7 separate regions of the Mus musculus genome follow, and regions 1, 2, 3, 4, 5 and 6 are each linked to region 7. A link is a loop called in an ENCODE intact Hi-C map of the cell type or tissue named here. Cell type or tissue: heart. All regions are shown on one strand.

The links. Peaks named below come from ENCODE experiments on the same cell type or tissue, not always from the same donor. Only the 100,000 strongest peaks of a DNase experiment are listed, where the experiment ranks them.
Region 1: a loop joins it to region 7, with 2.9 times the contacts of the local background. A loop is called at or near these places in 4 of 42 quality-filtered maps.
Region 2: it touches region 7 in a loop (4-fold over the local background); 4 of 42 quality-filtered maps call a loop at or near these places.
Region 3: a loop joins it to region 7, with 10 times the contacts of the local background. A loop is called at or near these places in 29 of 42 quality-filtered maps.
Region 4: a loop joins it to region 7, with 5 times the contacts of the local background. A loop is called at or near these places in 3 of 42 quality-filtered maps.
Region 5: it touches region 7 in a loop (20-fold over the local background); 3 of 42 quality-filtered maps call a loop at or near these places.
Region 6: it touches region 7 in a loop (3-fold over the local background); 17 of 42 quality-filtered maps call a loop at or near these places.

Annotation. Positions count from the first base shown.
Region 1 is chr9:105,640,705-105,644,704 of GRCm38, reverse strand. Pik3r4 (phosphoinositide-3-kinase regulatory subunit 4) reads right to left here and starts at 1,710. Exons shown (of 20, transcript NM_001081309.1): 1 at 1,315-1,710; 2 at 1-509. The coding sequence starts at 468. In heart, no CTCF peak of the experiment used is centred here; a DNase peak (open chromatin) is centred at 1,734; H3K4me3 peaks cover 1,299 bases; H3K27ac peaks cover 986 bases.
Region 2 is chr9:105,610,393-105,614,392 of GRCm38, reverse strand. No RefSeq gene overlaps it. Among named protein-coding and RNA genes, the nearest start is that of Pik3r4, 31 kb to the left of the region's middle. In heart, no CTCF peak of the experiment used is centred here; a DNase peak (open chromatin) is centred at 2,222.
Region 3 is chr9:105,051,017-105,055,016 of GRCm38, reverse strand. Mrpl3 (mitochondrial ribosomal protein L3) reads right to left here and starts at 1,749. Exons shown (of 10, transcript NM_053159.4): 1 at 1,505-1,749; 2 at 412-596. The coding sequence starts at 1,596. In heart, no CTCF peak of the experiment used is centred here; a DNase peak (open chromatin) is centred at 1,646; H3K4me3 peaks cover 1,678 bases; H3K27ac peaks cover 947 bases.
Region 4 is chr9:105,494,385-105,498,384 of GRCm38, reverse strand. The region is part of intron 1 of Atp2c1 (ATPase, Ca++-sequestering); the gene reads left to right. Gm40564 (a long non-coding RNA gene) reads right to left here and starts at 2,393. Exons shown (of 2, transcript XR_871130.1): 1 at 2,310-2,393; 2 at 1,187-1,741. In heart, CTCF peaks have their summits at 2,396 (motif pointing left) and 3,708; a DNase peak (open chromatin) is centred at 3,214; H3K4me3 peaks cover 1,890 bases; H3K27ac peaks cover 1,627 bases.
Region 5 is chr9:104,061,982-104,065,981 of GRCm38, reverse strand. Uba5 (ubiquitin-like modifier activating enzyme 5) reads left to right here and starts at 2,861. Exons shown (of 12, transcript NM_025692.3): 1 at 2,861-3,190. The coding sequence starts at 3,036. It overlaps Acad11 (acyl-Coenzyme A dehydrogenase family, member 11), which reads right to left and starts at 2,258. Exons shown (of 20, transcript NM_175324.4): 1 at 2,079-2,258. The coding sequence starts at 2,221. In heart, no CTCF peak of the experiment used is centred here; DNase peaks (open chromatin) are centred at 2,341 and 2,881; H3K4me3 peaks cover 2,375 bases; H3K27ac peaks cover 1,584 bases.
Region 6 is chr9:105,129,336-105,133,335 of GRCm38, reverse strand. It overlaps Nudt16 (nudix (nucleoside diphosphate linked moiety X)-type motif 16), which reads left to right and starts at 1,531. Exons shown (of 3, transcript NM_029385.2): 1 at 1,531-1,693; 2 at 1,774-2,043; 3 at 2,826-3,998. The coding sequence starts at 1,556. The coding sequence ends at 3,005. In heart, no CTCF peak of the experiment used is centred here; a DNase peak (open chromatin) is centred at 1,545; H3K4me3 peaks cover 1,507 bases; H3K27ac peaks cover 1,384 bases.
Region 7 is chr9:105,393,231-105,397,230 of GRCm38, reverse strand. Nek11 (NIMA (never in mitosis gene a)-related expressed kinase 11) reads left to right here and starts at 1,944. Exons shown (of 16, transcript NM_172461.3): 1 at 1,944-2,035. Aste1 (asteroid homolog 1) reads right to left here and starts at 1,869. Exons shown (of 5, transcript NM_025651.5): 1 at 1,566-1,869; 2 at 1-686. The coding sequence starts at 668. In heart, no CTCF peak of the experiment used is centred here; a DNase peak (open chromatin) is centred at 1,870; H3K4me3 peaks cover 1,841 bases; H3K27ac peaks cover 1,102 bases.

The DNA of each region.
Region 1 (4,000 bases), 250 kb before region 7:
GACCATCACATTCTCTGTCTTGATGTCTCCGTGGCGGACTCCAGATTTGTGCGCTTGGTCCACGGCCGTCAGGATCTGGAAGGCGATCCAGCGCTTCTCGATGTTGTTTAGGAACGGGCGGGTACTGATGCGATCGTAGAGGTTGTCTCTCACATACTGCCGGAACAGCATGGCTGCTTTCTCAGACGCCTTTTCTGCTGCTTTCTGGAAGGGGAGGCAGTTCTGGGCGGAGTGGAGCCTGATTTTCAGTTCCTCCAGCTCCTGTTTATAACTAGTTAAGGGTAACGTGGGATCCTGAATTGCAAAGACCTTCACAACCACCAGGCCTTCCCGGTGCTTGGCTCGAGCGACTTTAAAAAACCGAGTGCTTCCCAGGCTCTTATCATACTCAAAGTCATGGATGTCTGAGAAATAACTCTCTACAGACAGGATCTGGGAAGGAGCGATGCCAGCCAGCTGATTTCCCATAATGCCCAGCACCTCTGGGACAGCAGCTTAACACAGAACACCTGGGTAAAAGGATGTCGAGCAGGAGAGAGATTAAAATGGAGAGAAACAAAGAAACAGTGAAATCGCCATTATTTGGCCTTTTCCTAAAAGACATCTGTACCTTTACCTACTATGTGTGTGAATGTGAGTCCCAGATCTGTCTCAAATTCAGAAAAAATTATCTAAGTAGATTTTATTACTTTTATCTAAAAATATGGTGCTACGTCATGTCATTCTTTCCAGCCGCTAAACTGTTTAATTACATACATGCCTTCAACATTTTATTTTAGAGATAAGGTCTGTGTAGCCCAGGCTTGGCATGGAACTCTCTATGTAGCCCGAGAAGTGAGTTTGAACTCCAGATCCTCTAGCCTCCACCTCGTAAGGGCTGAGATCCCACTATGCACAACGTAGTCCCTTCAACATTAAGCTAAAAATGTTAAAAACATGCATTCACTGTGTGATACTATTAAAGTCGTAAAAGTACCGTATGCCTCGGTCCTTGTCCGGGAAAACTAGTTTACTTGCAAGTAAGAAACACGCTAAACGCTTAAAAGAACGAATCACATGATACAAACGGATCATTTTAAGTCCTGGGAGGATCAATCAGATCTATAGAATTAGCATCAACTGGGCCTTGCATCCTCGCAGTGATGTCTCCCTCCTCCTAAACCAAGGCAAACTCCTCCAGTTTGCAACAAGAAACCCCGCCAGAAACATTCAAGAAAAGTAAGCCGAAATGCACACTGCCCCAAGTTACCTAACCCCACATTTTGCAGGAACTGTCTCCCTACCCCATAGTTGAGCACTCAGGAAAACATTTACCCCAGGCCTCTGGCAACTCAAAAGTCGCTGAAAGATCCCAGGGAGGTCTTGGCAGAGCTCCGAGGGGCTTGGGCGTGAACGGAAGCCGGCCAGGAGAATGTTTTCTGTGAGGGGTCTTCTTTCAGACACGGGACCGGGGTAGTTGGGGCAGGAGCGCAGACACGTCCGAGATCTAGAGCTGGGGGTGAACAACTGGGAGAGCAAACACACTCGGGACTCCGGACACCCAGCAGCCTCGCTGCCGGCTCCTCCCCTGCCGCCCTGGGCCCCCGCGGGTTCGAGTCCCCGGATCCCAGGGCCTTTGCAGCAGCCCTGGACAGGGACAGGGACAGGGACAGTGCCCGTCCAGGAAGACGACTTCACCTGCGGCAAACGCTGAACTCCCGGGAAAGCCTCCGGGTTGACCTCACTTCCTGTTGAGATCGGAAGTGACGGACGGAGGCTTGAGGAAGCGTTCAGTAGGAAGCCGGTTGCTAGGAAACAAGGGAAGGAAGCGTGGCCTCGCTGCCTCAAGCAGGAGGTGCTTTTCTTCACTAACTCTGTGACCAATGGCTCTAAGTAAACTTACCCACGTACTTAGAAAACCTAGCTCCCCCACTAAGTTGGATTTCAACTTTATTGAGTGAGAAGCTATGTGTCATAAAGTTCGTCGGTTTAAAAAGTGCACAATTGGGGTGACACGAACCTTTAATCTCATTACTCAGGAGAGGTAGATGGATTTGTTAGAGGCTAGCCTGTCTATAAAGAGAGATCCTCTCTCCAAAAAAAAATGTATGTATGTATGTATGCATGCATGCATATTTTGTATGTACACACACAAGTTATCTCGGTATGGCAGAGCCAAAGCTGTCATGGCTTCACAGCAGGAGTAAATCTTACAGTGAACCTACACAACACCTGGCATTTTAAGTCAACCATTGGTTGGGGAAGTGTATGCACCCTACCTCTCTGTGATAAAGACTTGGCTTCTAATGTATTCTAGGAGAGAAACCACTTTCTTCAATTGACTCCCTACTGAGTGCCCACCAGACTCCAATGGATAGCCCCAAACTCACTGCCTAAACTCAGTGAGTCTTGGAAAAAAAATATTTGAAAGTGCTGGTTAATTAGGGGTGGGGGTATTACAGTAATCACATTATACATGTATAAGATTGTCAAAAAATCAAGTTAAAACCATTTTTCAAAGTGTCAAGATTGGCTGGTTTTAATTCTTTATTCATTCTATTTTTGAAAGCAAGGTCTCGTTCTGTATTTCAGGCTAGCTGAAATACATCCCCCTGCCCCAACTTACTGGGTGCTGGAATTACCTGGGTGCATCATGGTAAAAAGAATGGGTCTTTGCTGGAGTTGTGTTCTAATTTTCTTGCTTTTGCTACTGTGCTGGTTCGAATGAGAATGGCTCCCAAAGGGTTGTATATTTGAATATCTAGTCCCTAGTGGGTGGGCTATTTAGAGGACTAGAAGGTGTGGCTTTATTGGGGGAGGTGTGTCACTGGCTTTGAGGTTTAAAAAGCCTAGGCCAGGCCCAGTGTCCCTCTCTTGCTGCTGCCTGTTGACCAGGCTGTAACTCTCAGCTCCTGCCTGCCAGCTGCGATGATTGATCCCTGCCACGGTGATCTTTGACTAACCCTCTGAAACCTTAAACTGTAGCCTCCCATAAGCCTGAAGCAGGCTAAGCCAGAACTTGATCTTGCTGCCACTAAGGAGATTATCTAGGGTGGAGCCTAGAGCACTCTATTGTTCTGCCACTGCCGCTGTTCCCCTTCAAGATACTGCTACCTGCTGAGAGGCCCCAGAACTATTCTAGAGACTACACCCTATTCTGCATGTCATCACCTGCGGCTGGTTCCAGGCTCCAAGGATGAATTGGCGGGAATGGACTTCCCCGCCCCCTCTTTTATAAAGCATGTCCACCATTAAAAATTTGAACCTTGATCAGAACCCTGTCTTGGTTCCATCTTCCTCTGGTCGCCTAGTTTCCCTCTCTTTCAGCACCGGCCTGCTATTCAGGTGTACCCGTCCTTGTGAGCCGCTGGACGGCTCGCAACATTAAGCAAGCCGCTTAAGAAAATACTTTCTTTTATAAGTGTTGCCTCCCCAGCACCAAAGAGGAGAGGGAGAAAGCGGTTGTTTTTAATATATTTTTACAGTTCTATAATAGCTATAATCTGTTTCACCAAAAGGAAAAGCCTGAAGCTGTGAGCTAGCCCTCGGCCCCTTGGCCTTTACGTTCTGAGAAACTGCTAAATTATTTTCCAAAGTGCACACAGCCTTACATCCCCACCAGCACAGTGTGGGGCTCCTGATCCCTCTGTGTCCTTTCTAGCGATGACATCATCCATTTTCCATTATTAGAGCATCTTGGTGGGTACAAAGTGACATCTCCTTTTGGTTTCATTTGCAGTTCCCCGAGGATTTAATGACGTTGAGCATCTCCTCGTGTACCTGTTGCCCATTCATTCGTCATCTCTGGAAAATGTCTACTTAAATCCTTTGTCAAAGCCTTAGATGTAGCTTGGTGTTTGATTGTCTGGTCTGCTTGGGACCTCAAGGTCAACCCCCTGGAGTCTCAGAATCAAGTCATAAATACTTTGTATGCAATTGATTTTTCTTCTTTTAAAACCTTTTTAGGTTTATATGGATGGATGCTTTGGCTGCGTGTGTTTATCTGCACCACATTCATGCC
Region 2 (4,000 bases), 220 kb before region 7:
GTAGCATCCGACCGGCCTACTCTCCTCCCACTGTTAGATTCCAGAGGCCACTTCCGGTCTGCCCGCCCATCACTGCCTCTCCCCACCACTTTCCACATGCCTCCAAGAAAGTTCCACTATTCGCTCTGGCTACCAAAGTCCTCTCCTCTTCCCCATACCTCAGTGCCAAGCCCTGTGGAACCAAGACTGAACATCTCAGTGTTTGGTTCACTGAAGAGAGAGCCCTGGAGTGACAGATGCAGAATTCTGCCTTGCATCTTGCAAACAGAATATACCAGAAAACTTAAGAGTTGAATGAACACAGATGACAAAAAACAAAGACATCCGATATCAGTCCCTTGAAATGGTTCTGATTTGCCCATGTACTGTCCCACGGATGGCAAAGGAAATGTACCTGGCTGGCCTGGTGACGCTGTCTCCAAATTTGCTCACAATACTGTGTCACACACCCAGAAGTGACATTGACTTCCAAACCTCTTTGTTTGGAATTTTCATTCAGCCACATTGAGTACCACACCACACCCCTCTCCTGCTCTCCACGACAGCTCCACCTCTTGCCCTCTTCTGTCAGGTCCAGTGACCTCACTGTCCTGTCCTTAGTCTCCCAGGGACAGGATTTCTCAGAAAACAGAACATATAGCTTTAAAACAGGATCTTCCTCCTTAGTTTAAAATCTTAGATTCAACTTAGCTGTGTACCCTGCCTGACTATGGATTCCAGGAAAGACCTAACCCATAAAGTAGCTATTTTCCCCATATCCAAGAAGGCTAAGCTCTCTGATACCAGCAATTAATATCCATCTGTGCTCTTTTACTAATGTAGATCCAGGATGTAGGTAAGGACTTGGCAAGGTGACAAAGGATATCTTTGTCTAGGGGCAAAAGAAATTTATTAGGAGAATGTGAAGAGAGATGGGCAGGTGTTCCTTGAATTATGATAAGCTGTCTCTCGGGGGGGGGTTATGAGTAGAAGTGCTTTAAAGGTGGCTGGTTTTGATGCTCTCTGGCTTCTTAGAGGGTGACCTTTGAATTCCCCTTCAAATCCTGAAGCAGAGGTAGCATTACGGGAGGCTTTAAAAGACCTCAACGCTTCATGCCTGGCTTTAATTATCTCTCCCTGGTGGTGAACCTTGGCAAGGATACAAAAGTGCTGCTGCCTTGCCAGTGAGATGGTCACTCCTGGGGAGACAGATAAATCATGCTCGCTCCAGCCAGAATTCTCATCACGCTTTAGAGTTGCTGATGCGTGGGATGCAAATTAGCAGCGCAACCAGGAAAGCAAGGCAGAGGCTGTGGGCTGCGTGCCAAGTGGGCCAAAGCTCTGGCATGCATTTGGTGATAAGTATCAGTCCTGGGCATGCTTTCAGCACTTAAGGGTGACCTATTAATCCAGTAGCTGGGGCAGTGAGTTGGTGTCTTTTGGCCACCCTTGCGGTTGAATCATCAAGACTGGATCACCCTTTCTGGACTCTCTCCTTAAGGCTTTGTGTTAGTTCGGCTTCATTGTCAACTTGATTGGGTTGAGAAATGTCTAGATTAGCCAGGTGCACCTGCTGGTGTGTCTGCACGGCACCTTCCCGATTAGATTGACTACAGAAGAAACAGCCACACTGACTGTGGGTGTCACCATCCCCTAGGCTCCAGTGTAGATGGAATAAAAAAGGAAAATAAGGAGAGCCTGTAAATTCTCCCTCTCCCCCACTGCTCCCTCTCTCTCTCCCCCAACCCCCTTCGCTCCCTCCCTTTCTACCTCCCTCCTGCTTCCTGACTGCCACACCACAGTGCCAAGAACTGCTCTGCTCTTCCTACCTCTGCTTGTACGGGTTCCTGTCCTAACTTCCCCCAGTGAAGGACTGTAAACTGAAATAAACCCTTCCTTCCCCAAGACGCATTTGTTCATTGCTTTAGCACAGCAACAGGGAAAGCAAACTAGATATGATTTCTAGGGAATGAGTTCCGTATCATATGGATAAATCTTTTGTTTTTACTGCTTGAATGTGGCTCAGTGGAAATGGTCTCCTTTTAAGAAGGATTAAGAAGAAAATAGGGCATAATAGCCAAGACAATACTGAAGATAAGACTGCCCACATGACCTAGAAGGAAGAGCGAAACCAGCCAACAAGCCAGACGTAGGAGCTGGCAAATGTGGCCGCATCTGTGCAAGTTGGCAGAGCTCCTTAAAATAACTTCACACTAGCCCAGATGGACGACCAACGCGGTCATGAGGATCCTTCCCTGAGCCAGCCAGGCGCTGTAACTAACTTCCTCTCGTTTCTCTGAGCGCAACCTCAAGCTTCACTGTTATCTGGGAGGAGGAGAGGTGGAGAGGACAACCACACAGAGCAATTGTTTCAGACACACCTCCTGCTTGACCACGTTCCCAGGCCTTTCCTCTCCACGTCCTTCATAACCAAGGAGCAACTTCCTGGCTTGGTCTAACAATAACTACCTGTTAGAATTTAAAGGGACCAGGCAATGGGTAAAGGCTCTTGTTGCACTGCCTAGGGACACGGGTCCAACCTCTGGTTAGACTCCTGTAAAGATGGGATGAGATAAAGGATTCTAAAGTTGTCCTCTGATCTCCACACGTACCCACACATACCCATGGAAACACAGACACAGACACACATACTCACATACATATACACACACAATTTAAAGTAAAATAAAAATATTTAAAGAATTTGAAGGAACTGGAAGGCTGGAGACATAGCTCAGCAGTTAAGAGCACTGGTTGCTCTTCCAGAGGATTGAGGTTCAATTCCCAGCACCCCCACAGTGCTTACAATCATGTGTAATTCTAGCCCCAGAGTAGGCAACACCTTCTTTTGCCCTCATTGGCATAGTATGCATAGATGTTTAAATATATATGAAAGCAAAACACCCATACCCATAAAATAAAAGTAAAGGAAAACTTAAAAATAAATCAATAAAATGTAAAAGCAAAAATCCCCTTTCCTTGTCGTCTACTGCTCTGTGGAGGCATTCTTCCCTCTTCTCTGCTTGTACTTGAAAACTTTGTTGAATTAATTTAGTTGTGTAGCTTTTTTGCTCTCCTTAATGACAGATACTCAAAATCACTTAACTTCCTCATAGTCTTCTGCCTAATAGTCATGGCACATGTGGGTCCTCAATTATTATTGATGAATGTGTTTACCATGAATGAATGAATGAGTTGAGTTGTTATTAAAGTTGAAGGTATGTTGGCCTTGATGGCACCCTCCTGTAATCTCATTGGTCTTGATGGCACCCTCCTGTAATCTCATTGGTCTTGGTGGCACCCTCTCTTAAACGCGTTCTCACGACCGGCCAGGAAAGACACAACAAACCAGAATCTTCTGCGGCAAAACTTTATTGCTTACATCTTCAGGAGCAGGAGCGCAAGCCCCAAGCCCCAAAAACGAAAGCCCCCTGCTTACATCTTTAGGAGCCAGAGCGCCAGAGCGCAGAGCGCCAGAGCGCAAGCAAGAGAGAGAATGGCGGAAACCCCGTTCCCTTTAAGGAGAATTATCCTTCGCCTAGGACGCATCACTCCCTGATTGGCTGCAGCCCATGGCCGAGTTGACGTCACGGGAAAGGCAGAGTACATGTAGTGGTAAAATACCCTTGGCACATGCGCAGATTATTTGTTTACCACTTAGAACACAGGATGTCAGCGCCATCTTGTGATGGCGAATGTGGGGGCGGCTCCCAACATCTCCCCCTTTCCTTTTAATAAGAGCAATAGGCCACCCATATTAATGAGAGTGGAGATAGAGGTCAAATCCCCAGTGTGCAGGTAAAGGAGCCATGTACAGGATTAGCTCTTAGGCTCACAGGCTTTTACCCAGAGCAACCCTGACCTGCTCCCGTGTCGTTTTACCTGGAGAGAAGGACACTTGGACACTCAACCTTCTTGAAAGATGACATGTCTCCCTAGAATAGGCTCATATATGCCGCAGAGCCCTTCTACTGCAGTGCTAAGCCGTGCAACTCTCTCGGGCTGCTGAAGCACACTCACT
Region 3 (4,000 bases), 340 kb after region 7:
AATGGGTTTAGTGTATTATACTACATACATGCCATACATACATGCCATACATACATGCCATAGGACATGCTGATTCTGGAACTATGCTTCCCAAACAGCACACAAGCATCCCAACTGAAAGTAGCTGTATTAATACAGGACAGTTTACACTGGATTTTCCAGCCTCTTCTTCCTGGTTTCTACCTTTCATTTTATATTCTTTGTATCTAAAGAAGACAATATATGCAGAATGCTTCACCTCACACCTACAAAACACCTTCCTGAGGTCTTTTACTTATCTGGAAACAAATAAGCTGGCAGACGAAAGCAGAATGAAACAGATATGAAAATTCAAGATGTCATATGTCACCATTTTCATGCATCAAGCCATACTGTAATTAAGGGGTCACATCTCAAATCCCTACACCTCACCTGGTTCCCAGGGATGTAAAGGCCACGGCTCATCTTTCAAGGGATTCAGTTTACTTGTCAGCTGGGTTTTATTTTCATCGGAGACCAGTTGCTTAACAAAGGAGAGATTTTCTTCAGAAAGATGTTCATCCCACCAAGTACTACTCTTGCTGTGGAGATTTCTAACAAAGAACAAGATATTCTTTCTGGAAACAAAAACAATCAAGTCATTATTTCCATTTAATGTAGGGGAGGCCACAGTTAGATAATGCACTCACGGCCTCAGGGAATGGTGTGGTTTGTCCATTTTCCCTAACACTTCTTATAATAACACGGGGGCTTCTGCTTTAACCAAGAATGGTTACCCTGAAGGCTAAATTTATCTTTTCATTAACAATAAACAATCCTACCTAACTAATAAGAAACACATGAGTGACTACTAACCCACATGAATCTGTACTTGACAGTTTTCTAATGGAGTGGCATCGCCAATGTTAACAAACTACCAAATAAGCAGTTTTAAAAACAAAACTAAAAACCACAGAACACAACCCCTGTCCAGCAAATGCACTAAGAAGGAGATTAGCAGCTTGAGGCAAGGAAGGAAGGAAGTGTGTTTAATTTTTGCATACGGTGGGGGTGGATGAGAACCTAAATAAACCTCTGGGCAGTCTACTTTGGTTGGTAGTGAGGAAGTTCCAGCTTAGAATTACAAGTGATTTTCTACTCATTAGCTGAGTGACTTTGGACAACCTATTTCCCTTTAGTTTCAGTTTTATCTGAAAAACTTTCACGACAGTGGTCTGCTCACCGGACACAAGGCCTAATATAGGTTACAATACAAACACAACGTCTAGTCCAGCACTGGCTGGTTGGAAGACATTCTTGCTGCTGCTAATAGTCGCAGCTAACCCCTAATTCCTTGAACATTAAAACAAAACCCCACTACTCCTTCAAGGCTTTAGATTGAACGATGCTTTCTTAATTTTCTATGCTACCCCCTTGAACACATGGCCCCTTCCACTTCTAACCCTCTGCGGCAAAACCAAATCTCTGTTCAAGGACATAGTTGAGTGGGCGGCGCCCCCCGCCACCACCTCTTGCCCATACCCACCTTCTCTCTAAGCCGGGGTCAGCACCTAGGCCTCTGGCGCCACAGCCCAGCACCCGGGCGCCAGCCTGCGCCAGCAGCCTCCAACCCGGCATGGAAGTGGCCGGGCAGGGCTCGGCTCGCGACACCTCCCGCCGCGCCGCCGCGGAGCTTTCAGCAAGTCCCCAACCCAAACCCCAGGAGTTCGTAGTAGGCCTGGGACAGCAGTCACGCCGTTTGTCCGCCAATGCCCTCCGCGGAGGAAAAGCACAGCCGGGCCACTTCCGGTCCGTTTCTCAAAGCGGTCCGGGTAAAGACTCCATACCTGTAACTATGGTTCCGTATCCAAATGGCTCTACTTTGCCAATGGATTAGATGGTTGACTCTAGTGGTGGCAAAGAACGTTTGGGGCTTTAAACTTTAGGAGAATGTGACAAGAAAAGATAAAAATTTCTTTGTAAACTAAAGAAAGAGAAGTCACCTCCAATAATACTCACTGTGGGAAAACTCACTGTGCTAAGTAAGTCGCACTTTGGCAATTTTATATTGGTTAATCCCAAGACCAGCCCTTTAAAGAAGTTATTTCTATATTATAACTAAGGGAGCAAGTACTTAAAATTTATGTACATGCCAAAAACAGATGAACAGAGTTAACACTGAAATAGGACTGATGTATGCTAACAATAAAGTGGGGTCAAAACAAACAAAACAAACCAAAAACAACAAAACCGGACCACATGCAACTTTCGGGGCTGGAGCACAAACAGTCCCAGGCCGTTCTTCAACTCATCAAAGACCTTAAACCGGAATTGTCTAGAGAGGCAGCTCATAGAGTTGAGACCAGGTGCAATTGTTTCAGGAAAGAGTGTTACCATAAAGTTTCAGAATGATCGTGATACAGCTACAACAGTACTGTATCTTCTATGCCCCAGGTCGTCCTACCTTGTATGTGCTAGACATTCATTTCTCTACTCCAAAAACCCTATCTCAGTTACATCAGTGTTTTTGGAAAAGTAGAAACAGCAATTTGGCCTTTCAGCTTCCTCTTTAGAGAGAGAGAGAGAGAGAGAGAGAGAGAGAGAGAGAGAGAGAGAGAGAGAGAGAGAGAGCGCAAGCGAGCAAGGAAGAAAGGAAGAAAGAAAGAAAGAAAGAAAGAAAGAAAGAAAGAAAGAAAGAAAGAAAGAAAGGAAGGAAGGAAGGAAGGAAGGAAGGAAGGAAGGAAGGAAGGAAGGAAGGAAGGAAGGAAGGAAGGAAGAAAGAAAATTAAAGACCTGGGTAACCTGCTTTAGAAAGTTTAGAGAGTTATTGCTTAGACGTGAGGGCTCAAAATCGTTGCCTGTTCTTCCACTAAGTGCTGTTGTGGGTACCTTGACAGCTTCTCAGTAATATTTTGAGACTCAGAGAAAAGAATGCATCACTCTGTCCTTGCTACCTGACTTCACAGATACTTAAGATAGGCATATTCATTGAGCCTTGACATCTACTATGCATGAGAATAAGAGAAAACAAAACCTACTATCACCAATATCTAGTGTTTTGTATGTCTATAGTATACAATAGTCTGTGTTCAGTATTGTATGTGTCCATCAGTCAATGGTATCCAGGAGGTCACTAAACTTGTAGGAAGGCCAGTTTAAGTAGCTCAATGCAACAAGAAGGACTATGTGCCTGGGGCTGTCAGTGTAGAAGTAAGTTGAAGAGCTTTATTACATGATTTGGGCTTACTCCAGGTGTTTTTTAATGTATTATCAAGGAAATGAACATATGTTCAAAATGGATGCTATGAAGAATTAAAGATAGTTCAGCAATTAGGCGTCTTAATTTTTGTTCTGGTGGCAGGAAGACCAAATTATGGGTTGAGAACAATTGGTGAACCTGTTAGTCATGTTTTTAGCAGCCTCTAGAAATACCGTGTTGATGTTTGGATGTAAAGACAGCAGTATGGGTGGTAAGAGGATTCATTTCATTCTCTCAGTATATTTTCCCACTTAATTTTTGTAATAACCTCATGCAATGATACTGTCATTATCCCAACTTAGGCAAAGGGAGATTGCATTACTTCTATAATATTACCCAGCTAGTAAGAGGTAAAGACAGTGTCTAAAGAGTGGCAGTATCACAACAGGGATGTTTTTCTAGACATTTTATTTGTTTCTCAGGAGTATCTGTGTTACTGTCCTGGCCTTAGAATTCCTCTAGCAATAGAGAGGAAAGCAAGTAAGTATACCCTATGCAATGGACTGGGGTGAGGGAGCATCCAGGTTAACCTTTGTTTCTTGTGCCAAGTTTTACCTGACCCAGAATGGGGACATTGTGTCAATGAAACCAATGATAGGCGCCACTGCCAAAGTGAATTGAAGAAAAACCATAATTTGCTGTCCTGATTGACAACTGGGGCACGGCATTGTCGTTACTCTAGATTTAGTCATTGCTGTGTACTTCTAAGTGACAGTCCCAGGTCCCAAGAGACCTAGCACTGGTTTCCTTAGGGGATACGGGATCAGATTTCAAGCTTTCCAT
Region 4 (4,000 bases), 100 kb before region 7:
ACTGAGCATGGTGGCATGTGTCTGTAATTCCATCTCTGGGGAGGCAGAGATGGGAGGATCCCTAGGGCTTGCTGCCCAGTCAATCTAGACTATCTGTGTGCCCCAGGCCAATTATAGACCTGGCTCAAAGGAGATGAAGGGTATTCTAAAGATGTACTCAAGGCTGTCTTCTATGCTTACACACACACACATACACACACACACACACGCTCACGAACATACATACATATGCATAAACGTGCTCAGTTTTTTTTTTCTTTTAAACCAACTATATGGGATGGTGAACTTCAGGGCATATATCTTTGTTTGCTGACTTTTCCTAACAATTTTGATCCTTTAGTTCAGATGATGCTAAAGGGTTAAAAGAAGACAGTAACTAGGGGAAGATTTAAAAGTAGCTCTTCTAGTTTTATTTTAAAATACACACTCCTTTATCATCTGTATTTAAATAGTTGGACAAGGCTAATTTATATCAAGTATTTGATCTTCATATACTTTTAAATGTTCAAGTTTTATTATAATATAAAAGCAGGGTAGCTCATATCCTCTTAGAACCAAGCACAGTATGAATAACATTGGAGCATCATGACCGTGCTTCCCCACGCTTCCCCCAGGAAAAGGAGCCTCGAACCTTCTCAGTCATGTGACCACTCTTCTTTTCTCATCTCCTCACCCCCACTTTCTCAGTGGTGCTCAAGTTTGAATCATCTAAGGATTCCATTCCCACCACTGAGAAACACTCTCAGCTCCTGTAAACCACATTTTGCTCTAGATGCATTTAATTTTGTAGGTTAAATATTCAACACAAAAGGAATAAGAGCCAAACTTTAGGGGAGGGTTATTTTAAAGGGGAACTTTCGGGGTTGGTCACAAGGACACTTGGCTATATTGTCTCTCATGGCCACCAGTCTCACTGTAGCTAGTCTTAATGTTTCTTCACATATTAAGGGTTCCACCTCGGCAATGCTTCTGCTTTATTATTATCTTCACGCGCCCTTTCTGTCCCTTCCGACAGTTTTACTGTGTAAGAGGAAAGAAGGAATCCTTCTGCATGTTCGTGCATTTTGCATTTACAGTTCACTATATTTTAGTCCCTCCCTCTGTCACACACCGAGGTGGGAATGGTACACAGCCCCTCACAGAAGGATCCAGCATGCACAGAAAAAGAGGAGAGCATGCTGCTCTGGCTTTAACAGTATTGATTAAAGCTTTAATATATAAATTATATGCAGATACATAATAAATGCTAACTTTTGATCACAGGAAATAGAAGTCAATGTTGCTGATCTCGGCTAGTGTGGGGCCGTGATCAGATCTGGTACAGAATAGAAAAACCATCTTAAGCAACACGCGCATCGTTTCAGCTAATTGGTCCAATAACTAACAATACAGATGTCCTAGTTTTCTTTTCTTTTGCTGTCCCAAGACATCAGAAGCAGCTAGGGAAGGAAAGGCTTATACTTTCCATCGCTGAAGCAATCCAAAGTGGGAACCTGGAGGCAGAAACTGAAGCGGAGCCCATGGAGGAGCACTGCTTCCTGGCTTGCTTCTCACGGGTCCCTCAGTTTGCCATCTTACCTAACCCAGGACCACCTGTCCATGGATAGCCCTGTCCACAGTGATCCCGGCACTCCCGCATCAATCACTTGAGAAAATTCTCCACAGACTTGACTGTAGGTAGGTCTATGTGATGGAGACATTTTCTCAGTTGAGCCTTCCATTTTACCAGATGACACTAGCCCTGTTAAGGTGATAAAAGAAACCCCAGCACAACAATAAAATTACGTTTTCCAGAAGTCTACATATGAATTCTAAGTGCTTATATAATGTGATCTACCTTGTAAACTTTGTGTTTTAAATTGTGCTTGTTGTAACATTAATATTCTGTTAAGTAATAACTACTACAAACTAATTTTAAAACTGAGCACGAGACAGCAATTTTATTATAGAAGCCACAAGCTTATGCCACGGGGCATATAAAACATCATTATACATACCAAAGTGGAGATGAATTATAGATTTCTACACTAGCCTGGCCTGGAAATTGCGGCCATCCTCTGCTTCTGTTTCCCATGAGTGGCATGAACTACTATGCCTGGCAAAAGCTCATTTTTCAAAATAGAAGACGTGTGTATGTCAACCCAGAAGCTGTCCAGAAATTTTGATCCTAAACAAGCTTAACAGGCACCCAACACAGGAAGGCAGGCAACTCGGTCCATTATGTAGAACGTGTGTTTGAAAGCATGTTATAGGACCCAATATAAAAGAGCAATTTTGTTACGGTTATTTGGTCACGGAGGAAAAAATACCTGTAGAGGCTTTTTCTTTGGAGCAGAAGGGGAGGGAGGGGGTCTTCAGAGGATGCTCCGTAACTGGCCATAGGTGTAGTTCTGCCCTCTAGTGGATATAGGTGGGAGAGTGGTTCAATGGCTTCCTGTGCTTTAAAGAGTAGCAACTATTCATTAGAAGTCTAGGGGTTTGTGTGAGGTGCTAAGTGAAAGGCTGACTTGGAAAATGATAGCAGCGGCCAAGGTAATATGGGTTTTTCGGCTTCGATGGCAGGGCGACTTGATTTCTAGATTCTATCCCAGCTATTCTGGTTGCATTCACGCAATGAAAAAAGGTCAGGGTTCCTTCCTCGAGCTGTCACTCTGAACCTTGCCCTTTCATGACACATGGGGCTTCGGAGCACACCCCTGAGCAGGAAAGAATTTTGGAAACTGGTCCCATGATGACCAGTCCTCCCAAGACCAGAGAAGCAGCCAGAGCTCGTGTTTACAAGTGAGGGTACGACGCGTGGGAGGCCGCTGACAGGAACATCAGCTTCTCTCTGTGTCGTCCGGGGAGATTGTGACGGCCGTGAGACCGGAGAGACTTCCAGAGCTGTGCAGAGAGCGCCCAGGCGACTCTGTGACCCGGCAATGGCTGTGCCTGTCTCTGCCTCGTACCCGCGGCCGCCTCGACAGAATGTGTGGCTGGATACGGGGATGGGTGTCCTTCCGCCCCTTGCGCCGCCGGGTGTGTAGAAAGCGGGCAGTCGCTATCCCGAGAGCCCTGGAGGAGCCGTGGGCCCCGCGCGCTCTCCTACAAACCCTCTGCATCCCCAGGACCACGTCCATTAGGGCTCGCAGGCTCGGCCTCACTGCACTTCCGCTCACCCGCGCCGAGAGCTGGAGTGCGCCTGCGCGCGCGCCTCTCCGGGCGGAAGTGGTAGCGACAAAGCTCGGTGGGCGGCGGGCTGGGCAGTGCAGGGAGCGCCGGGCGGCGGGGAGGGGCGGAGCGGAGCGCAGGAGGCGGAGGCGGGAGCAGAGCTGCTCGGCCGTGCGCGGAGACGCGCGGAGCCGGCGGGCCGAGCTTGACGGGCCCTTCGCCGCTCCTCCTCTCCCCTCCCTGCCGCCGTCCTGCTCCTTCTCCTCGGGACGTGTGGCGCCGCTGTGCTGCCAGCAGCTCCGGGTCGCCCGAGGCGCGTGGGGCGCCCCCGCAGCCCCGCGAGTGAGTCCTCGCAGCCTGGAGGGAAGGGGAGGACGTCTGGGGTGTCGGGGAGGACTCGGGTGTCTACTCCTGCCCCTATTTCCAGAAACTTCCAGGTCCAGAGGGAAGGGGGCGTCCAGGGAGGGGGGGAACGTCTCTTGCCCGTAGGGCGCCTCTCGGGCGCCGCCCGGCTGGCGTGTGTGTCGCAGGCGCTGCGGGCGGCGCAGGGGGTGGGCTAGGGTGGTGGCGGCTGGGCGAGGGTCGCCCTGCTCCTCTCCCCTCTCCTCAGCTCCGCTTCTCCTGGTTTCTCTTGCAGATGCTGCTGCTAGGGGTGGTGGGAGCAGCCGTGGGACGCGTGGCCGGGAGCGGGGGTGACAGCCTGGGATTCCGGGGTCTTCTCTTCCTTGTCCTCCTCTCCTCTCTATTCCCAGTGTGGCCGTGGCTGACACTAAAGACTTTGTAGCCATCAACCAGAGTGCAGTTTCGATGGAAAATGAAGGTAAAGGCCCCTGGCAGATGGGTTTGTAAT
Region 5 (4,000 bases), 1.3 Mb after region 7:
CTACGCTTTGTCCACCCGTGACTAGAGACCTGTTCAGACAAAGGGGCCCAGAGGGTCTTCGACAAGATTTCCCACTCAGTTTTTTTGTTTGTTTGTTTTGTTTGGAATGTTTCTGTTAACCTTTTGGTTTCACATAAAATTTAGAAGCAGGTTTTTTCAAATTAGAGAAAAAAACCAGAATTTTGATTAACATTGCTTTGAATCTATAGATCAGTTGGAACAAAGAGCAAAATTTTTCAATCCTGACTTTTCCTGCTCATGTATGTGACTTCTAAGGTTCTTTAAAAACTGCTAATGAGGTTTTTTTTTATGTTCTATACAAAGGTCTTGAACACCTTCTATTAGGTAATGTTTTGGGATGTTTTTATTAGAGCTTTTGGGTGTCATTTTTCAACTGTTGCTAAGATATAGAAATGCAAGTGATTTGTACTCTTAAGTTTAACAAACTATTACCTATGTTGCTCTTGGCTTTTCAACACACAAAACAAGTCGTTTCTGGATAGCATTTCTTTGCTGTTTTAATCCTATTAAAAAGTTGCATTTATATTGTCAAAATGTGTGTTTTCCCCCTTTATATTTATTTATTTGGTGGCACACGTGTGGGGGTCAGAGGACAACATGCAGGATCTGTCTCTCTCTTTCCACAATGTAGTTTCCAGGGGGTTGTCTCAGGTTGTCAGGCTCAGCAGCAGGTGCCTTTACCTGATAAGCCATAGAACTGGTCTAAACTTTTAAAAGATTCCTTTGAGATTTTTGTGGCCTTACTATTTCTCTCTCTTTCTATCTATCTACTTTTATTTTTATAATTTTTCATATGTCCTGAAAATGAATGTGTTTTCTCTGTTGAATATGTACATCTATGTTAAATCAAGATTATATAACATTCCTGGAAAAATAGTGTTTGAAACCAAGGATTGCTACATAGCCCAGACTGGCCTCAAATTCACAATCATTTTTCCTCAGCCTCCAATCTCCAGGGATCTTTAGATTGTTGGGATTAAAGCCATGTAGCCCTAGGTTTGACTTCAGAAGTACTTTTTTTTGTATCACAACTAATTTCATGTATTGAGCATGATTTTGGTGAACATCAACTTAATTCAGAATTATTTTAAGTCTGCACAGGACCACAGTAATGTGAACATATATAACCTTTATCTGAAAGCAGGACAATAAGCTGGCCAAATTCCACAGAGTGAACTAATCACTGAAATGTGAACTTTGACCTGCTTCAGTCTGTTTACAACACAAAGTATTAAGTTTAGAAGTGTCAACTATTACTTATTCCACCTCTCCACGGATATTTCAATGCTTAAGTCCTTTCACCTAAATCACTTCATTTCTTTATCAAGACTAATGGATACAGGCAAATATTACAGGAAAGGAACTTTGATCTCTGAATTTATGTTACAGTTAAATCCCCAGATAGAAAGGCCAGGCACAGTTTACTGAAACCATATGAAATGGTTTTATACTGGAACTGTATAAAAGTAAAAAAAAAACAAAAATCAAAAACCAAACAAAAAATACCCTCTCTATTTACAAAACACCAGACTAAAACCAGATTCACTTGTCAGTGGGGAAAGGTATTCTTGGAGTCACCTCCTCCCGTTTAATTCCCTTGCTTCAAGAACTTAGGCCTTAAGTGGTGCTAAAAACAGTGAAGTGGAATGTCTAGAATCGAATTGGTATATTTTAGCTGGTATTATTAACCTAGCCCCAGGTGACTAAGGTCAATTAAACAAAATGGCACCAGCCCCTCAGAAACTGATCTTTAGATTGTAGCACAGAAGGTCACAGAAGATATCTATTAGGAATTCAAGAGTGTTCAGCCGCAACACTCTCGGTGAATTAGACACATAATTTTAGTCCTTAACAAGACTGCACTGCATAATGGATACTGCACCTCTGCTCCTGCCCTCTAATTCAGACTAGCCTGGGATTCGAGTACAAATTATCCAGGAAGCATCCTTGCAGGGAAAGAAATCCCGACCGGGCAAATGAGACACCCACCCAGGGCCAAAGGAAGCGAAGCACCAAGCACAGACATGTTCCCAGGAGGCAAAGGCTATGGTTGATACCTGTATTGAGTAACAGTCAGCACAGCCCGGGAATCTGACCCAAAGCCCGGCAAGTGCTGATTCAGGTAGGCCTCCAGGGACCTGAGGTCGAACTTGTGCTGGGGTAGCACTTCCACGGTGTCACTGGTGACATCCGTCTCCATGACCGCCACTGTTGTCACCGAGGAATCCACAGACTGTACGGAGGTTGCGCCAAGGCAGAAAGGAGACCGGCACTTGGGGGGGGGGGGGGGGGGGCGTGGTCGGGCGGGGCTTAGGAGAAGCCAATCACCGGGACTCTGGGCAGTGTTGCTGCAAAGCCATGTGGGAGGCGGAGTCTGGGACTCGGAGTCTGGTGGAGAAATAAAAGAATTGCCTGTTGTGGGACCAGACTTAGAATTTACCCTCAGCGTCAGAGCTGGAGTCCTCAGTCTTATAGAAAAACAAGGTCGCAAACGTGACTCTGGCGAATGAAGACAAACAGCTGTCACCCTAGACTAAGGACGCGCCAGCGGAAGACCTGTGCGGTCCGTGCAAGAAGAGAGTCCGCCAGAACCTTGAGCCTGCATTAAAAGACCCTGGTGTTTCTCATGGCCTCCTAGATAGGAAAGACGGAATGGCCGTCGACTTGATCTGGACACATATGATGCTGGCTCTGCTGAGACCTGGGTCTTGGTTCTAGAGAAGAAAGCTAAGTGTTTTGAGGAGTGTTTTTATTTATTATTATTATTTTTTTTTTTTTTTTACCGAGCGGAGCGATGGCGGCGGCGCACCGGAAGTGGCACGCCGGAAGCCCGGTGGGCGTGCCGGAGACGTGTCTTACTGGGAGCCTTGGAGCCGCTTCGCCGGTGTCTGGACCTGGAAGGCTGTGTCTGTTCCTCCTGCGCTTCGTGGGCCCAGCGAGGCAGCGTGGGGAGGCGGCGACGACGGCGACGGCGGCGGTCCGGCCTGGGATCGGAGGCCACCGGGAGCCCAGCCATGGCCGACTCGGTGGAGCGGCTGCGACAGCGGGTTGAGGAGCTGGAGCAGGAACTCGCCCGGGAGAGAACCCGGCGCTCTGGAGGGGACGGCCACTGCGGCCGGACCCGCATCCAGGAGATGAGCGACGAGGTGTTGGATTCCAATCCCTACAGGTGATCCATGACGGGGCGGGCAGGGCCACGCTCCGCGCGAGGGATTCAGCCGGCCTCCTGCCGCTCCTTTCCTGCTGTGGAGGTCCAGTTCCCAGATGGGCAAGGCCATGTCTTATGCTAGTCAGAAGATATTCTTCACCAAGCGAGTTGGCTCACGATTCATCGTAGCATTCGGGAGGGTGAGGTAGAGGGGGTTGTCGTGAGGTCCAGGTCAGTCTGGGCTACAGGAGTTGTAGGCCACTTTGGGCTGTGTAGTGAGACCCCTTTTTTTCTGCAAGGAAGGAAAATAACATTTTATTAAAAAAAAACAAACAATCCAAGCCATCCATCCATATGGTGGAGCTCTTCTGCCTGCTGTCCTGTACCCAGTTTCCTGTCACCATTATCTTTATTAGTCTACCTGGCTCTGCATCGGCTGATGCATAGAAAGCTCTGTCAGAGTATAATATCTCATGTAAAGTCGCCGAGGATAGAGCACCGTTTCCTAAATGCCTCTTGGTGTAACTTAGATGGAGCAGGGTGAGGGAGAGTTAGTTACTAGGGTGCTCACGAATATCCCTGAATATTGGCTTTGCCAGGGCTCCTGACCCCTCCTCTTTGCTCTCCTTAAATGGGCTTAGAAGATTGAGTGGCTTCACTTCTCAGCTTACTGAGTAGTCAGTAACTTAGAACGGTTTCTAACAGCTGCTGAACTTCTGGGTGAGATTGTTCCCTGTAAGTGGGGCCACAGGAACGCCTGTTTCCGCCATAGTTCTGAAGACTGAAGCAGTTTATGTGCAGTTCTTAGAACAGCAGTCGTGCATGGCAAAC
Region 6 (4,000 bases), 260 kb after region 7:
GTCTTTTGAACACACATACATTTGTACATGCACATACACTGCACACATCCAGAAAACAAAACAAAAGAACCACCGTGTCCTCTTACTACCACCAGGAATTTTTTCTTGAAATTGGCCTGGGGTGGGGCTCTGGAATTGGAAGATATGAAGGGTTTTATAAGCTTCTTTCTTCTTCTTCTTCTTCTTCTTCTTCTTCTTCTTCTTCTTCTTCTTCTTCTTCTTCTTCTTCTCTTCTTCCTCTTCCTCCTCCTCCTCCTCCTCCTTCTCCTTCTTGTTGCCAGGTGATAATGTTTGACCAGGATGATTTGCCTGTCCCTTGGATGTTATCTGAGTAATGGCATCTGTATCGCACCTAACTCACCATGATGTGACTGCCTCAGTCAATGGCATCTCTGCCCTGCGACTCAGGGGACTGAGGCAAGATGTCCACAGGCTTTTCCTGATGGTGCCCTTATTCTTAGGATGCTGGCCTCAATCTTTGACATAAGACACAGCATCGAACCTCCACCCTCGAATCCAAGAATGGCTGCATTTACCATATGTCTGGCTCTGAGGAGAATTTTACTCCCATACTACGCTGGTTCCACCTCCACTAACAGGTCCTTAACTGGGAACCTGAGAGGGTTGAGTGGCTTCTACTAAAGTCACAAGCCTGTATCTGGGTGAGTTCTGAGCTCTACAACAAACTTTCAAGTCCAGGCTGTGACCTGAAGTCAGATCTTCTTTGAGTGTCACCTCTTCCCTTCCTTAAATACATACAGGTTCTTGATATATGGACTCAACTTCAGGTGGGGCAGCCTAGCTGAGGTGAAGGATCCTGAATGCCAGGATCTCAGCATTAGGCATTGAGTGTCCCCCATCTCTTTCCTATTTTTCTTCACAATTTAAAGTTCTGAGGGTATTTTAATTTACTCCTAGTGTGGTGGTGGTGGGGTGTCCTGTCTGACTCCTCCCCACTCTTTTCTGTGCTTTATTTCCTCAGCCAGCCACCCCTCCCCAATCTTACTGTGTGACCTGTGACATTTCCATGTCATTTTCCATGTACCAGGCGCCACATCACTACCCAGAGCCCACAGCCAATGCAGTTGGTTGTTGTAACCACATCCATTGGCCACTCCCCTTCCCCAAATGTGTTAGCTCTGTCCCTGTGCCCTCTTATAATCAGTCAATCCCCACATTTCCACCACTCAAGACTTGTTACACCCACCTCTCCTTTCCCCCATCACGCTAGGCTAGGAATAAGTTCTGAAGCCAGACTACCTTCCTCCCATCCCTAGACTCTTTGTTATGAACGGACCAACCCAGAACCGTTTTCTAAAAAATACGTTGTCCTTTGCACTGGCAGAACTCCTGCGTAAATTCTAACTCAGGTTCCAAAACACCTCCGGCCTGAGCCTGACCTTACCAAGCCTTCAGCCCCACCCTAGCCTAAGGGCCAATCCAGGGTGTCTTCGGAGCTCCTGAGAGACCCATCCTGATTGGCTGATGCGGAGTCTCGCAAAGCTCCGCCCCGAGGCGCTGGCCTCTGCAAGAACCCGGAAGTGCGAGCCTCGAGATGGAGGGGCATCGGAAAGTGGAGCTCAGCGAGGCCCTGGCGCTCGGGCCGGACTGGCGCCACGCCTGCCATGCGCTGCTCTACGCGCCCGACCCCCGCAAGCTGTTCGGCCGCATCCCGATGCGCTTCGCCGTGCTGGTGAGGACGCGTCATGCACGGCCGCTCCCCCGCCCCAGGGCTCGCGAGCCCGGGCCAACCATCATACCCTCCTCCCCCAGATGCAGATGCGCTTTGACGGGCGCCTGGGCTTCCCTGGCGGCTTCGTGGACGCGCAGGACAGCTGCCTGGAGGACGGGCTGAACCGGGAACTGCGCGAGGAGCTGGGCGAAGCGATGTCTGCCTTCCGCGTTGAACGCTCTGACTACCGCAGCTCACACATCGCGGCCAGACCGCGCGTGGTGGCCCACTTCTATGCCAAGCGCCTGACTCTGGAACAGCTGCAGGCTGTGGAAGCCAGGGCACCTCAAGCCAAGGACCATGGGCTGGAGGTGGGACCAGCCTGGGATCCACTCCAGCTCCAGTCTGTCCTCCCCCAATCCCCTTACCGAGAAAAGCCACTGGGTGGAGGAGATTTTGACCCTCCGACTTTGAATTCTTTCAAGTGGCATGAACTAGTTGGGATCTTGGTCATCTCCAGGCTAGATAATACCACCTACTCGGCCACCTTTAGCGGCCCCTGCAGAGAGCTTTTTAGAACACACATCCAAAGGTCTCTCCAGCTCTATGCTAGTGCACATGATACCCTAAGCTCTTGACTTTGGGTTCATATTTCCCTTAAGCAGACAGTGAGTCTAATGCTAGGGACGCCTGTGTGTAGAGGTGACCCTGAACCTGGGAGTGAGAGCGCTATTAAAACTGATTAGTGCGCACACTTTGACAGTGTTTAGACTGAACAGTCCATTGGAATCACTTGAGTTGGGTAAGGATGTCAGAGGAATACTTGGGTATTTGCATTTTTCTTGAGCACCCAAGTGCTACCTATACAGTGGTGTGAGTTCTGAGTTTTGAAATACTGCTACAGCCAGGCATGCCTCCTGGAGGCCGTCGCCAGTAAGGGTGAGGAAAAGGATGGAGAAGGATTGGCACGGATGGAGCTTGGAACCCAGCGTGGCTCACTTGTCCACAGAGTTTGGCTCTCTAAGCTCTCCTGAGGTGTGATTATTAGGCCCGGTTCTGCTTGGCTCTTCTCTGGAGAGTTCTGTTCCAAGGTAGATAAGGTAATGTGTTGAGGTTCTTGAGGTCCCACTTGTCCGATGTCTCCTTTTCATAGGTGCTGGGCCTGGTGCGGGTACCCCTGTACGTCCTCCGTGATGGTGAGGGAGGCCTGCCTGCCTTTCTGGAGAATTCCTTCATTGGAGCTGCCCGAGAGCAGCTACTAGAAGCCCTTCAGGACTTGAAACTTCTGGATCCTGGCATTATTGCAAAACTAAAGATCCCAGATTCTAAGTAGAATCGGACCAGCATGGACCCCTGGAACCCAGAGGGCCTTGGTATGAGGGAGGGAAGGACAAGTGGTCTCTCTTTGGGGTATAAAGGATTGTAGGTGGTGCCAGATTAGCAACAGGGAAGGATATGCACTGTTTTCAACGGAACACCTTGTCTGGTGGCATTAGGGATAAAAGGCCTTTGTAGTATCCCAGAGTCCTGCCTTATACATGGACAAACAGCCTGGAAGCTCCAGGTATGTATATGTGTAGTTCGTGGTCACACACAGCCTGACACACTGTCATCTGCCCAGTTTAACCATGATGTGGCATTTGGCACATCCCACTCCTTCCGGGTAAATGGGAGGGTTTCTTCCCCATCCGCTGTAAGGCTGCTGTCCTGTGTCCAGCCCAACCCATGCCTGTTAGGGAAGCAAAGGAGATGGCTTCTTTCTGAGAATTGTCCTGTGTTACCTGGGGCTTGAGCAGAGCAGTGGGTTTCAGAAAGTGACGTAAGGGCCTACCCAGCCCTGCGCTCTAACTGAGAGTTGGAATTGTCAAGGGCTTCTTAGGAGGCCTGAGACCTCAGTCCTGATACCTGTCTTCCTGCGTGTTCATCTTTGAGCTCCCATTGTCTCTGTCTAGCCTGCCCTGCTTAAAAAAAAACAACCAAACAAACAAACCAAAAAAAAACAAAAACAAAAACAAAAAAAAACCTAGAGGCATCTGGAAGAGTAGGCTGATATCTGGGCCTCCAAGTTCCAGAGCTTTTTCAAAAGGTACAGGTTAATACTTGCTCAGTGCTAGGTATGGTGACAGAAATAGAGACCCACTGCTCTTGTCTTTAAGACTTCACAGTGAGGAGTGAGCACACAGCATCATAAAGAGCACTACACAGTAAGAAGTAGAAGCCCCTTCAGTCACATGGTGTCCGTGGGAACCCTTTACTCTGCCACGTCAAACTTATCTGCATGATGTATAAATTTGTGGTTGTTGTGTCCCAGTAAAACACCAATTAAAA
Region 7 (4,000 bases):
CACAGCACCGCAAAGAGAGGTAGTAGAGCTTTGTTCATGTTGTTGAAGTAATGGCAGAATGCATTGAGGGAAAAGCTTCTGGCGGGAATGTAGTAATCTTGTGTATCTTTAATAGTGTTCAGATTTCTCCACTGGAAGCTATTCAGTGAGCAAAACCCACTTCTCAAGTCAAAAATGCAAAAGTCACTATCCGATGATAGCACAGGACAATTCCAGTGATTGGCAAGTGTCATAATGTCCCGATCTGCTTCTGAAAAGCTCTGTACGAAACATACCTCAAGCCTGATCAAAACCTGTATGAACACTTCTCGGATGAGTAAGGGGCACACATTCCCACCCCCACCAAGAGAAAGGGAACGGGCTGCTTGGATCTTCTCTTTTGCTCGATCCTTCAAAGTTGTCAGCTTTTTATCTGAAATGTCACATCCTCCATCTAATACAACATACGGACAAATATGACACACAAACAGTGATTCAAAGAATTTCTGTACAACATCTGCGAATAAATCATAGTCTCCTCCATACCTGAGCTCCAAGTCAGAATTGAAGCAAAGTCGGTGGAAGAGAGAATAGCCATCAATGATAAGTTTTGTGTTCCGCAATTTCAAATCAACGAAGAATTCATTACTATAATCTTCCACAAAGCTCATTAGTCCCCGAATACCCATGATGATCGACAGAAATCCCTGTTGAAACAAACAAAAAAAATCAATTGCTGGTCTTTTTGATGGCTATTCTTGGTTGTCAATCTGAGTATATCTAGAATCAATCAAGACCCAAACTGCAGGATACGCTGTTGAGGAACTTTGCTTGATTGGATTATTGGAGGTGGAAGACAGAACTTATATCTAGGCCACACCACCTCATGGCAGCCCATATAGAGATAAAGGAAGAAATCTGTTTTGTGAGGGTCAAGGCCAAAAGTCCTAAGCTATAAAAATGACAACCCAGCATAAGACACATAATGAGCCAATTTTTTTTTTCCTTATGGATAACTAGACCCTTGTTACAGGTCTTGAGTGTAGGGTACATTGGAGAGTAGTTTGAGCTAAGGAAAAACACAGCTTTATGCTTCTAGGATCCCAAGTATACAATTTCAACCTCAACTGGATTCTTACACCCCCTTACTAATGGCCTATCTGGCTAACAACTCATAGGATTAGTATTACTGGTTTCCCCCCTCGCCTCTGGCTTCAAATATCGCTTAGCACGATGCTATTGCCAGCCTTGCCCGTGTTTAAAATCGTGAAAGTTTTGCCAACCTTGGAATTTTTGCATTTTGATTTTTGTGGGGCTACCACATAAAAAAATGCATCCTCCTGAATTTTTTGCCTTTGGTATCAGCTTACATTATTGCACTTGATTTTTTATCTCACCTCAGATCCACCTCGGCCAACATCTCAACACTTTTTAATTCTGAATCGTCATGTCTTTCCCGGTTTGTCATGTGGTTTCTGCGAACTCACTGTAAACTAATGACTTGACCTTGAGCGAAGTAGCTCAAGGAATGCAAGCAAAGGGCAGGAAAAGGTAGGATCTAATTCCTCAACCACCAATCTTCCTACCTCAACCTGCTCCTGCCCTCCGGATCCGCCGGCTGCTTCCGCCCGACCGCCGGCTCACTTCACCAGCAGCAGCAGGTAGGATCCCGGGGAGAAACGGCAGACCCGCGGGTGCGTGGAAGACCGCGAGCGGAAACAGGAAGTGCTGCGAACGACGTCACTGGGAAGCCTGGCTCCGAGAAGCTGAGGGCTCTCCCTGGAGGAGAAAATGCTTTCGGGCCGGGTGGTGGGAACTTGGTGTGAGAGGTTGAGCCATTCCTCTCACACTTGCGGCCGCCTCCTCACCCTGCTCGCTTCGCCACGCCTCGAAGGGTCCGGCGCGCTTCCGTTGGATTGGACGCCGGAACGTCGACTTCCCAGCAGCCCCCGCGCCGTCTCCGTGGCGACGATGTTAAACAACCACGCCCTCCGAGGCAGCGAGCTCTAGGCTGACGGAGGCTTGGCCGGGCGCCGCAGGCTGGGGACCTGTAAAGGTAATGAAAGTGGATCTCTCGGGCAGCCGGGTCCCACAGCCCCTGGACCGCATTCCCCTTCGGGAGACTAAGCGCCCTGCTCCTCGATATACATTCACGCGCTCCGCGAAAAACTTAAGGTTTATTTGTTGAAGAGACAAGTTTTTTCGTTTTACCTCAGGGTTAGAGTTTACTTCTCAGGTCAGATTTAGTTAGCAGAACCTCAGGTCAAAACAGCTTCCTAGTTTTTTGGGTTTTTTGACATGGACATAAACCACTCAGTTCTTACCATCGGTAAACACTTGACTTTCTCTTTACCTGCCCCAGCGGGATGGGTACCCCAGGGATGGTTAGCACAAAGTGGGCGTCTCTCAGCTTTCTTCTAGTTCCTATTATGTTTTCTTTCCTTTACTTGTCTTTGGGTCACATTTGGTATGCTGGATCTTTCTTCGCTCTCCAAACGTTTGCTAACAACTGTATGTCAGCTGTTAGCTAGGCCCCAGGGATACAAGCATAACCTGTGTCCCTAGCACCCAAGTTCATCCTCTGCCCTAGGTTCAGATCCAGCCTGCAGTGTGTGTACATTCCATGGATACCAACTGAGATGAGGGCGACAGAGCTGATTCTGTGTGATGAGCCTGGAGAGGCTGCTCACACACTGCTGGGTTTATTACTCCATTACAAATAGAAGCTTTGGTCCTCCATCTTGAGTTCAGCTCTTTACTAAGTGGGGACTTTAATCGCCTCTCCACATTGAGAATTATTATTAGTGATCTGAAAGGCGACAGAGAGGCCATTTTTTTTTTTTGAACAGCCTAGTTTATCTAGAAATCACCACTTTTATGCCAGTCAAAGAAGCAAACAGAAGGTACCTTTTAGGACCTATTCTTTAGATTCTGCAGATTTTAGTAACGTTTCCTTGAGGAGAGGGGCATTGCTCTCACTGGGACTAGATCAAACCACAGATTAGTACATTATTTAAAGAAGACAAAATTACAAATAGGTTTTATGTTTTGCAGTTTTTTTTTTTCTGTTTGAGTGTCCTTGTAGGTTTTGTGGTAAATGTTGAGCCCACAGGTCAACACTATAACACTATTTTTTTCTCGTTGTTTTAGAATTGCTGAATATGAAAACCTAATGCCAAGGTGTACATAGTATTCAGCGTAAAGTCCTATTTTCATGTAGATTTTAAACAAAAGCACAGTTTTCAATAAAACATTCAACACTTTGATGGAATGGAGTAAGAGTGTGTTTTGTGGAATACTTTCTCATGGGACAGTTCTGCCATTCATAACATTTCATAGCTCCCTCAGGAACTGTGGCTTCACCTGTACTACACTTAGAGTCAGCTAGCTTTAAAACGCAGTCTTAGGTCTGAGGTGCATGTCCTTACTTCTAATCCAGGAGATAGCTCTGTACCCAGTGTGTACAATAGAAATGGAATCAGATCTTGCTTAAGATGGGGGGGGGGCACTGAATTGATATCCTTCCACATAGCTAGTCTAGCAAACAGACACCCCAAAACTGTGATTTAAAGTTGACATGGGCAAAAAGCAAAGGGAAGCAGAATATGCTAATCAGGGTTTAACCCCAATTTACTCTGTGCTGAGTCAAAGCAGACTGAGAGGGAGGAAAGCATCACCAGGGAGTTGGCCTATGTGTGCATTAGGGGAAGCCATGGCCCTGGGTTCGCATTGGTTTTTAAGTCGATGGGGAGTATAAATATCTAACAAAATATGAATCATAAAACAAATACACATTTCAGGAGTCAGTAAAAATGTGGCTCTAAACTATTGTGATAAAGTTGCATGTATAAGGAAGGCTCTTTTTCTATGAGAGAGTGCCTTCTGGAATTTACTGTATTTCCTTTCATCCTACAAAACACATGCACACACATACACACACACATACACACACACACACAGAGAGAGAGAGAGAGAGAAAGAGAGAGAGAGAGAGAGAGAGAGCACGAGCATTAGCTGGTGT